2 separate regions of the Homo sapiens genome follow, and region 1 is linked to region 2. The links are chromatin loops, found by intact Hi-C in ENCODE. Cell type or tissue: Caco-2. All regions are shown on one strand. Links, peaks and the distances in the headings refer to the core of each region. The heading gives the core; the rest is flanking DNA. Region 1 holds the start of LOC112267909 (a long non-coding RNA gene). Region 2 holds the start of LOC124902748 (a long non-coding RNA gene).

What was found. A loop is a pair of places that touch in the nucleus more often than their neighbours do. Peaks named below come from ENCODE experiments on the same cell type or tissue, not always from the same donor. Only the 100,000 strongest peaks of a DNase experiment are listed, where the experiment ranks them.
Region 1: it touches region 2 in a loop (4-fold over the local background); 10 of 110 quality-filtered maps call a loop at or near these places.

Annotation. Positions count from the first base shown.
Region 1 is chr11:108,499,057-108,504,080 of GRCh38, reverse strand. It overlaps LOC112267909 (a long non-coding RNA gene), which reads right to left and starts at 5,020. Exons shown (of 3, transcript XR_007062880.1): 1 at 4,431-5,020. In Caco-2, for the core only: no CTCF peak of the experiment used is centred there; a DNase peak (open chromatin) is centred at 3,160.
Region 2 is chr11:108,113,216-108,119,499 of GRCh38, reverse strand. LOC124902748 (a long non-coding RNA gene) reads left to right here and starts at 5,118. Exons shown (of 2, transcript XR_007062878.1): 1 at 5,118-5,622; 2 at 5,715-5,885. It also overlaps a transcript of ACAT1 not described here. In Caco-2, for the core only: a CTCF peak has its summit at 1,516 (motif pointing left); no DNase peak of the experiment used is centred there.

The DNA.
Region 1 (5,024 bases), core at 1,736-4,235, 380 kb before region 2:
TCTCTACTAAAAATACAAAAATTAACCAGCTGTGGTAGTGGGTACCTGTAATCCCAGCTACTGGGGAAATTGAGGCAGGAGAATCGCTTGAAACCAGGAGGCAGAGGCTGCAGTGAGTGGAGATCATGCCACCACACTTCAGCCTGGATGACAAAGTGAGACTCCATCTCAAAAAAAAAAAAAAAAAGAAAGAAGAAGGACGAAAAAGAAAGAGAGAGAGAGAAAGGAAGGAAAGAAAGAAGGAAAAGATCCATTAAATTGTAAATTTTGCTCACAAACTCATTAATAGGGATAAGGAGATAGATTTTGAGCTGAAATTCCAGGACCAATTCTAAAAACCATGCCACAGAATTGGACCTGCCAAGGGGGCTGCTGTCTCTGTTATGACCAGGAAGATGCTGAATCAAGACATCAAGTGGGCCGATATCCTGAATCACTACCTTCATTTGGTCCAGAAATTGCTCCTATAGAAATAAAAACACTAGTATGTATAGACTTGCATGTAGGATTTTTATTGCTACAATGTTTGTTGTGGCAAAACCTGGAAACAAAGTTAATACCTGATTAAGAAATGACTGAATATATTATAGAACATTTACATATGTAATATTGAAAAGCCATTGAAAATTCCTCTTTTGCTTTAGAAATTGTCTAATTTTCAATGTCACTAAGTTGACTTAGAAGAATTTCCATGAGGTACTGTTGAGGGAGAAATGTAAAATTCCATTTTTGTAAAGCATTCACCAAGAAACCTGCATATGCATGTGTACACATGGAGGGACACATTGGTTATTAATGTTGGTTGTTTTGTAGACAGGTGTTGGGGGAGAGGATGTTCAAGAACAGGAGAAAAGAGAGAGAAGTTTCTTTCCTCCAAAGAAGAAACTGTAAATATACACACATATACATATATATAGAAAAATATAAATAAATGAGAATAATTATTATTATTCATGTACTTAAGTGCAACTATTTATCGGGGGTGTACAGATTAAAAACTAAATATACGTTTTTAAAGGATTTCTGTACAGGAGAATATTTAATAAATTACTTTTCTTTCTTAAAAAATTGATGATTTGGCTGGGCGCAGTGGCTCACACCTGTAATCTCAGCACTTTGGGAGCCCGAGGCAGGTGGATCACTTGAGGTCAGGAGTTCAAGACCAGCCTAGCCAACATGGTGAAAACCTGTCTCTACTAAAAATAAAAAATTACCCGGCATCAGGGTGCACGCCTATAGTTCCAGCTACTTGGGAGGCTGAGGCAGGAGAATCTCTTGAACCCAGGAGGCGGAGGTTGCAGTGAGCTGAGATTGTGCCACTGCCCTCTAGTCTGGGTGACAGAGTGAGAATCTGTTTCAAAAAAAAAAAATTGATGATCATACTTGATTCTACAAAACATTGTGTTTTAATAATATAAATGCCAGCACTAAGTTTCCCTCTAGGCCCATGTTCTTTTCCCCAATCATCCTTTCTAGATTATGTCATCTTTCCAGTCTGGAAACTACAATTCCATTCTAGAAATGTTTTGAAGAGATGTAGTAGGTACTGATATGATTGCCCAGCAGACCCTTTTTCTTTGCTCTGGAAACTGACATCCCCTCCCTTCAGGCCATATGTTGACTGTGGAAGAATCAATGTTCTTATACAACCCTAAGAATCTGGGCACAATTGATTGTTTCAAGGTGGAATGTTTTGGAGGAAATTGGTTCTGGATGGAAGTTAATATTTAAACCAATAGTCTCACAGTCTAAAATGTACCCTATAGACTGTAATACATGGAAGGGCAGGGACTGAGTTTATATACCCAATACCTTGCATAATGCATGCCATAAAGTCATGATATAAAGGGTGGGTTGAATAAATATTATTGAAATTATTAAAATAAAGTTTTGTGCATTTTATAGGATCTAATCTTGTCTAACCCTATGTACGTTTTTTTATTCATTGGTGACATGGAAAATTAGACAATTTCTACAAAAATTAGCCAGGTGTGGTGGGGTGCACCTGCAGGCTCGGCAGGAGGCTGAGGCAGGAGAATCGCTTGAACCTGGGAGACAGAGGTTCAATGAGCCAAGATCTCGCCATTGTAGATATGGGTGACAGATCGAGAGTGGCTGGGTGCCACTCCAGCCTGGCTGACAGAGCGAGAGTCCATCAAAATAAAATAAAATAAATGAATAAATAAAAATTAAAGAAAGAAAATTACACAATTTCTAAAGTTAAAGAGGAATTTATTATAAGGATGCAAGGATGTCTCAGAAACCAGAGATAGAGACGCTGCTCATGAACTGTACCAGACTCTAGTGCACTATACATAACCCAGAGAGTTTTCTGTATTTCTCTTCTATTTTCAGAATACAAGGGAAAAAAATAGCAAAGGTTATAATGCTGCTGTTGGAGAGCAGTCGGTACGTTAAAAATCTCCTAACCTTGATTTTAAACTCCCAGGGAAAGGGGATTAGTTCAGCATGAGTCAGTTTCCAAAATAGGAGCCAATAAACTGTAGCCATAGTTAAAGTTATGCTGTTACAAAGCCTCACTGTTAACCAGGCGGACTGTGGAGTAAAAAAAGAAGAGTTACCGAAAAGGTGGAAATGTTATGAACTGAGTCGACAATAATTAGCTGTGAATTTTATGTGACATTAATGTAAAGATTCCAGAGGCCACTGCAATTCACAGAAGTGTATTGAATCTAGACCTTCCAGAGTCACACACTGACTTTAATTATAGGTGTTTGAGATTGGAGTTCAATATGGAGATGAATGTGAAAGGGAATGAAAAACTTCTCGGAGTGTATCGTTTACTTCAAAGTTTTATACATGATGTTCCTGCTATCCAGAATGCTCTCCTCCTTCTCTTTATGTGGCTGATTCCTGTTTGACCTTCAAGGTTCGGCATAGATGTCATCTCTTTCAGAAGCCTCTCTTGGTTCTCCCAAGACTAGATTAGCTGGCCTTCATATGTAGTGTATAAGTACACTGTACTATGTTGGAAAAGGCTCTCTGCCATGGCCCTTGAACTTCTCTGATCATTCTTGCTGTTCTGCCACTCCAATGTCCAGCTCTTTATCAGTCCATTTCTCTGGGCGGTGTTTGTAGCAAGCAACGTTTGAGGGATGAGATAACATCTCCCCACCTTCAAAGAGCAGGCTTAATTCTGTGTAGCCTAAAAGAGGCAAATTCCTTTAGCTCAGTGCTCCTCTCTTGTAATGCAACCCACTTCAGGCATCCATCATAGTCTGTGTGCACTGTCCCCACAGGGCTTGGGAGGCTTAGGAACAAAAAGCAAACCAACATAAAGCTCTGGCTACTGCTTTTGCAGTGAATAATAAAGTTCTTTGATACAGGAGTGTTGTATCTTTTGACAGCATCCATGAAACAGTAACAGGCCAACTTGTTAGTTTGTAAGTGGGATAAAATCCTAGACCATGCAGTTCTTGAGGCCCATATTTTAACACCTATACGCTATTTACATTGCCTCTTAGTCTTTCTTCTCCACTAAACTACAGGCACTTTGAAGTCAAAATACAATATCTAAAATATGGTGGGCATTTAATAAATATGTGTTGAATGAATGAAATTTGATTAATGATAAAGAGTCTGGTCAAAGCACTGGTTGCTCTGAAGAGATATACTCTTTGGAGACAGGTTAAGATGAGAAAGAAAACAGGTTGGTGCAGGCTTAGTATTGCTAAACGCTAGTGTGTTCAGGTACAATTATATGGCTTCCCTGACGTGTTCTCAAAAAAAAAAAAATACTGGGTGTTAACCCAAATGTTATGTAATTTATTAGGCCATGTTTTACTATAATCCAGTACCGGCTAAACCTCAGATTATTTCTCTGGAAATTGTTTTAAGTCAGATTTTGAAAGAGTGTGAGCAAAATGTGTTCCATACAATTTTTTTAAGCGATAGTTGGAACAGAGCAAAGCTTTCTATTTAAAGCAAGGAGACATCCCCACAAAATAAAATTTATCAGTGAAAGTAATACCAAGTAATGTTACACTTTAGCCCTAAAATTTACCGGCAACTGACTACCAGTTCCTGAAACCTTTCCAAAGTACAAAGAATACTGTCCATAACCACTGCTTAGCATTACTAAAATAGGTCAAGAGAAGTGTGAAAATGTGGGAAAGATTTTGCCCTGGTAAAACTTGGTCACAGCAAGAATGCTGAGTAGCACGGTTAAAGCCGTGAGGCGGACAAAGGCTTGTCCAGTGCCTGGCTCTGATGTTTTGGGCATTAAGTTCCCCCAAGAGGGTGCAGAAATCCTGTGTCCATTCTGGGGTGTGAGTTCCTTCTGGATCATTCAGCCAGAGGAGAATCTTTATTGGCTTTAAATAAATTCAGATCTATTAACAATCCATTAACAAATTTGTATCCATTAACAAATTGGATAAAATGATCAAAAAAGAGAGGCAGATAGTAACCTTGACAATCTCTTCCTGGATCCAGCGTTCATCTTCTGAGGAGTGGTGGAGGTGGCTGAGACCAACCACGCACCACCACCCCTTCTCCCACTTCGATTACAGAGGCTTTGAGGTAAAGCTCGCACAAGGGCTCAAGGCAAGGCCTGGTCTTCTGCCACCCCAGTGCCCAGCTCCTCACTCTGGGCTTGGCCCAAACTCCGTGGATGTTCTGTAAACACCTGCTGGAAGAAGAGGAGTGCGGGAGGAAGCGGGGAAAGGGATGTGTGGGGTGGGGGGATCACGGTTCTGTGAGGGAGGCTGCTAAGCAGAAAAGCAACAAAACCGGCCACAAGAGAACGGTGCTGCTGTGAACAGAGGGCTGTGAGGGAGGGCGGGGGGCGTGACCTTGGCGCTCATCTTGTAAACTCGGAGACATTCCTTGGGAAAAGATATTTCCCTAAACTACATCGATCTTGGGGCCGGACCCTTTCATCGTCCCACAACAATCACCACCGGGTCTACGTCCTTTAAAAACACCTGAGCGGCGGACCCGGTGGCTCATGCCTGTAATCCCGGCACTTTGGGAAGCCGAGGCGGGCGGATTGCTTGAAACCA
Region 2 (6,284 bases), core at 512-3,011:
TGGGCGTGGTCGCTCACGCCTGTAATCACAGCACTTTGGGAGGCCCAGGTGAGTGGATCATTTGAAGTCAGGAGTTAAAAGCAGCCTGGCCAACATAGCAAAACCCCATCTCTACTAAAAATACAAAAATTAGCTGGGCATGGTAGTGGGCACCTGTGATCCCAGCTACTCAGGAGGCTGAGGCAGGAGAATTGCTTAAACCTGGGAGGTGGAGGTTGCAGTGAACTGAGATCACACCACTGCACTCCAGCCTGGGCAACAGAATGAGACTGTGTCTCAAAAAAAGAAGAAAAAAAAAAAGACTGGTTACATAGCTATGTACATAGTTCTTAATATGAACCAGTTCTTTTACAGTTTAATTTTAATTCTCCCAAAAATCCACTGAATTAGGGAGTAGCATTATCCACATTTTCCAGAAGTTTGTCCAAGGGCACAAAGCTAGTAGTTAGTGACACAGTTGCAATTGGAATCTAGGCAGTCTGGTTGCTAGGTCTAGGCTTCTAGGCACTCACTACACTAGTTGTGTCTTAGGAGACACCTGCCCTAGGAGAAACCTAACTAGGAACATAGAAGTCAGCTGTAATTGGACAATTCTGCCATCAGAGGCACTACCAGGAAAAAGTGCCACTATGTTCATCAGGACAGCTTCTAGAGAAGTTCAGAGACATTTAGGAGCATTGAGGGGAGAAGAATAGTACATTTATTTCTGGAGCTACAGCAGGCAAGCTGCTCTTTAAAACTAAACTTCAAAAAAATAAGAGTAGCTTTATCACCAATATGAGCACCAGGCAAAAATGTAGCTAATAATTTCATTTAAGAATCTAGGACTTGGCCGGGCGCGGTGGCTCACGCCTGTAATCCCAGCACTTTAGGAGGCCAAGGCAGGCGGATCACAAGGTCAGGAGATCGAGACCATCCTAACACGGTGAAACCCTGTCTCTACTAAAAATACAAAAAATTAGCTGGGCATGGAGGGGGCCACCTGTAGTCCCAGCTACCTGGGAGGCTGAGGTAGGACAGTGGCGTGAACCCAGGAAGCGGAGCTTGCAGTGAGCCAAGATCGTGTCACTGCACTACAGCCTGGGTGACAGAGCGAGACTCCGTCTCAAAAAAAAAAAAGAAAGTGACTAGATTAACATTTCTTCTGTGAAATAGAAATGGAGTGTTGGAATGAAAATTAAATACAATTAAGAGAGAATTATTTTTGTTTGTATTTTAAAATTTATTATTATTAGTACTAGTATTTTGGTAGACACAGGTTCTCACTATGTTGCCCAGGCTGGTCTCCAACTCCTGGGCCCAAGCAATCCTCCCTCAGTCTCCCAAAGTGCTGGGATTACAGGTGTGAGCCACCACACCTGGCCAAAGAAAAAATTTAAAAACATTTTTTGCATATCTGAATTTGTGGCTTTGGATTATCATTCCTGTCATAGCAGGCAATAGTGTCTGGACAGATGTATTAATGAAGAGCTACTCAAAAAGTGGTTTATCTGGGATTTATTACATTTGTCAAGGAGATCTAGTCAATACCTCCATCTAGTGGCAAACTTGTAAGTGGAGACTTAGGTCTTGCAAAGTATTATTAAAATATTGATAAAATAAAGCCCTCTGAAATGTCCATGAGACCCAGAGTGGCTTTCTAGAAGTAGAAGTTAGTTTTAGGAATATTAGAGCAATATTTTCACAGCAGGAAACTAGTGGAAAATTAAAAACATTTAAGAAAAACTTGTGGGTATTATATTTATAATACAAAGATGTTTGATATTCATTTCCAAGTAAGTTCTTCTACAACGAACAACTTCTGTCAAACTTAGACTACTGGAATAACTCGTTGTACTACGTTAAACAGTGTCCTTCCAAAAGATATGTTTGTTTAAGGGACAGGGTCTCTGGCCAGGTGTGGTGGCTCATGCCTGTAATTCTAGCACTTTGGGAGGCCAAGGAGGGCAGATCACCTGAGGTCAGGAGTTCCAGACCAGCCCGGCTAACATGGTGAAACCCTGTCTCTAGTAAAAATACAAAAAATTAGCTGGGTGTGGTGATGGGCTTCTGTAAGCCCAGCTACTCAGGAGGCTGAGGCAAGAGAATCGCTTGAACCCAGGAGGTGGAGGTTGCAGTGAGTCGAGATCGTGCCACTGTACTCCAGCCTGGGCGACAGAGCAAAACTCTGTCTCCAAAAAAAAAAAAAAAGAGAGAGACAGAGCCTTGCTCTGTCACCCAGGCTGGAGTGCAGTGGTGCGATCATAACTCACTGCAGCCTCCTAAGCTCAAGTAATCCTCCTGCCTCAGCCTTCCAAGTAGCTAAGACTACACGTGTGTCACCATGCCCACCTAATTTTTATTTTTTGTAGAGATGGGGCACTCACATTTCCACCCACTTTCTCTTCAAGGCAATCTAGGCTTAGTCTATCATGTGCCTCAAACTTCTTCCTCTGCCCATCACCCCAATCTATTAATAAAGGCACTTCCATGTTTGTGTATATTAATATGGCAGCACCCCACTTTTCAGTACCAAAATCTGTATTTGTTTCCTAAGATTGCAGCAGCAAATTACCACCAACTGGGTGGCTTAAAACAAAAGAAATGTATTTTCTTACAGTTCTGGAGGCTGGAGTCCAAGATCCAGGTGTTGGCAGGATTGGTTCTTTCTGTGGGTTCTAACGGAGAGTCTGTTCCATGCCTCTCTCCAAGATCGTGGTGGTTGTTGGAAATCCTTGGTATTCCTGGCTTTGTAGAGGCATCAGTCCAACCCCTGTCTTCTCCCCTGTGTGTGGCTTTTTCTCCACTCTTGCTATAAGGACACTGGTCATTGGATTTAGGGCCCATCCAAATCCAATTATGACCTCATCTTAATTTGATTACACCTGCAAGTTCTCTATTTCCAAATAGTCACATTCATAGGTACTTCGAGTTAAGACTCTAATATATCTCTTAGGGGCCAGGTGTGGTGGCTCAGGCCTGTAATCCCAGCACTTTAGGAGGCCAAGGCAGGAGGATGACTTGAGGCCAAGGGTTTGATACCAGCTTGGGCAACACAGTGAGACCCCCATCTCTATGAAAAAAATTTAAAAATTAGCCGGGGCCAGGCATGGTGGCTCATACCTGTAATCCCAGCACTTTGGGAGGCCAAGGCAGGAGGATGACTTGAAGCCAGGAGTTGGAAAACAGCCTGCTTACATTAAAATGCAAGTGGAAGGAGGTAAATTGAGGTAGGAATTGTTACTGGATGGAATGTCTTAACTGTGAGTTGTCCAAGTTCTTGGTGTATTGAACAAAAAATTGAACAAAACGCACTAACAAAGCAACAAAAGAACGGGCTAATGAAGGCACAGATTTATTGAAGAAGCCGAAGTACAATTCACAGGGTGGGAGCAGGCTTGAGCAAGTGGTTCAAGAGCCTCTTCAACTGGGGTTTTTATTAAGCTAAAGGAACCAAGCAACTCCCCTCAGTGCCCTTTAGAGGACTCCAATTGGCCACAGCCCATGAAGGATTGGCCTGTGACCAGAGGCTGACGTGGAGGCTTGGCACACAATCAGAGGCTGATGTGGAAACTTCTGTCTCATTATCACAGGAGCAAGGATGTGGCCTGTGTGCTGCCCAGTTTTGCCTAGACCTGGCTGCACCTGCTGTTCTTTTGTTTCTGCCTTAACCCTTGATGGCCTGAATTCCCTATTCTCCTGCCTCAGAATTGTTAAGCAAAAAGGAACCAGGACTTGATGATTTGGAAAATTCTCAGCCTAACTATACTGCCAAGGAGGAGAAGTTCTGGCCTGAAGAGTGTGTCTGGACAATAATTTGCTAAAGAGAGTTGTGTGACTCATGGATCCACTCAACCGTGTCAGCGAAGCCAGGAATAGAGTTGGGGTTATCCAGGAAAGATCCGTGGAGAACTTGAGAGTTCTAATGGTGTGCATCCCCGTGACATCAACAGAAAACTGACAAGATTTTTGAGAATTTTATACCAGCAGAAATACTCCCAGCCTGGATAGAAAGGGACAGAGACAGAACAAATTGAAGGGAAAATGACTGACTCCCAGGGCAGAGCCATGGATACAGAGGCCAGAGAGGACGAAGCTATAGGTCCAGAGGCCCAGGCCAACTGCACCCCCTGGGCCCAGAGGCTGGATCGAGTCAAAGGGTCATTAAGGCCTTGAAAATGAATGTAGTTTTCCCTTTTGTGTTAAAACCTGTGTGAGACAGTGACCCCTTTAATTCCTTGCAAATTCTTTCATAATGGAAATGTCTGTCCTGTGCTTGCCTCATCGCAGTCCCTTTGTGCTGCTGTAACAGACATCTGATTATTACTGGGTAATTTATAAGTAATAGAAATTTACTACTCACAGTTCTGGAGGCTTGGAAGTCCATGATCAAGGTGCCAGCATTACATGTCTGGTGAGGGCCTTCTTGCTACATCCTCATGTAGCAGAAGAGCAGATGGGCAAAAGGGCACCTAAGCGGTTCCTTCCAGCCCTTTTGTAAGGCACCAATCCATCCATGAGGGCAGAGCCCTCGTGGCCTCATTTCCTAAGGGGCCCACCTCCTAATACCACAACAAGTTTCAACATGAATTTTGGAGGGGACACATTCAAACCATTGCACCCACTGTTGTATTTTGGAAGCAGATAACTTGTTTCCTAGTTTCACATGTCCACAGTTAGGAGAGGAATTTTGCCCTAGAATGTATCATATCATACCTAGAGTCTCAGTGATACCTGGTTTGCATGATTTAGATAATGAGATTCGCAATGTTTTGAGTTGACTATACTTAGAGATTTTGGATTTATAGTTAATGCTGAAACAGGATTTTTGAGGATGTTGGGATAAGGCGAGTGTATTTTGCATGTGGGATGAATGTGAATTTTATGGGGCTAGAGGATTGACTGTACTGGGTTGAAGTGTTCCCCCCAGATTCACATCCACCAAAACGTCAGAATGGAACCTTGTTTGGAAACAGGGTCTTTGAAGGTGTGATTAGTTAAGATGACGTCACACTGGTGTACACTGGCCATAAATCCAATATGACTGGTGGTGTACTTATAAGAAGATGGACAAAAAGATGGCCTCAGGAAAGTGGAGGTAGGAACTGGCGCACTGCAGCAATGAGTTACGGAATGCCACAGATGCTAGCAACCCCCAGAAGCCAGAAAAGGGCAAGAAAGGGCCCTTCCCTGGAATCTTGAGAGAGAGAGAGAGACAGCGCAGTATGGTCCCGGCAACACCTCGATTTCGGACTTCCAGCCTCTAGAATTGTGAAACAATCAATCTGTTGTTTTAGGCCACTCAATCTGTGGTACTTTGTTACAGCAACTCTAGAAAACTAATACTCATCCTGGAGGGATGCACATAGCTAAGACACTTCCTTCACTGAAATCCTGAGACAGGTACAAAGTGTCAACAGAGCTTCTTCAGTGGGCACACAGAAATGTTTGTACGCTCTGTATCAGAATAAGAAAATGATTACGATATAAACAGAAAGATGCAAAAGACAACAGTAGAGTGTTCCTAAAAACCTTCATATGATTTATCCTGGGATTGTGAAAGCTGAAGATACCAGAATAGTCACTTTTGTTGGACCCAGACAAAATAGGGCCGGGAAGGAGGCACATGCATGCATGTCGGAGGTAAGAACTGCTTCCAAGGACTTACTAAAAACTGCTTCACACGCTTCATGCTTCTCCTGCTCTGATAAGGTTTTTCATTAAACATTCTTTAGGACTGCAATAATTCAAACAAGACATTCTCCAAAGGATACCTGCTCAGTAACAGCATCTCCGTCAATGAACTGATAACAACTCTGGCTTTGAACCTATGGAACCCATGGACTCTGTTTCTAAGCAGCTTATGAAAATCTTTTTTTGCTAATAAAAGTTCCCCTTACACAGAACACACTGGATGCTTGCCATTAATGCATTACAGATTGTAATTTTTCTTTTATCCCCAAGTAAACTCAACATATTTAGAGAGAATTTTCTCTAGTGTTTTTGTTTTGTTTTTCAGACGGTCTCACTCAGTCACCCAGGCTGGAGTGCAATGGCATAATCTCCGCTCAATGTAACCTCCATCTCCCAGGTTCAAGCGGTTCTCCTGCCTCAGCCTCCAGAGTAGCTGGGAATACAGGTGCGTGCCATCATGCCTGGCTTTTTTTTTTTTTTTTTTTTTTTTTTGAGAAAGGGTCTCACTCTGTCACCCAGGCAGGAGTGCAGTGGCGCGATCACTGCTCTCTGCAGCCTCAACCTCTCCCGCCCAAGTGATCCTCCCACCTCAGCCTTTGAGTAGCTGGGAC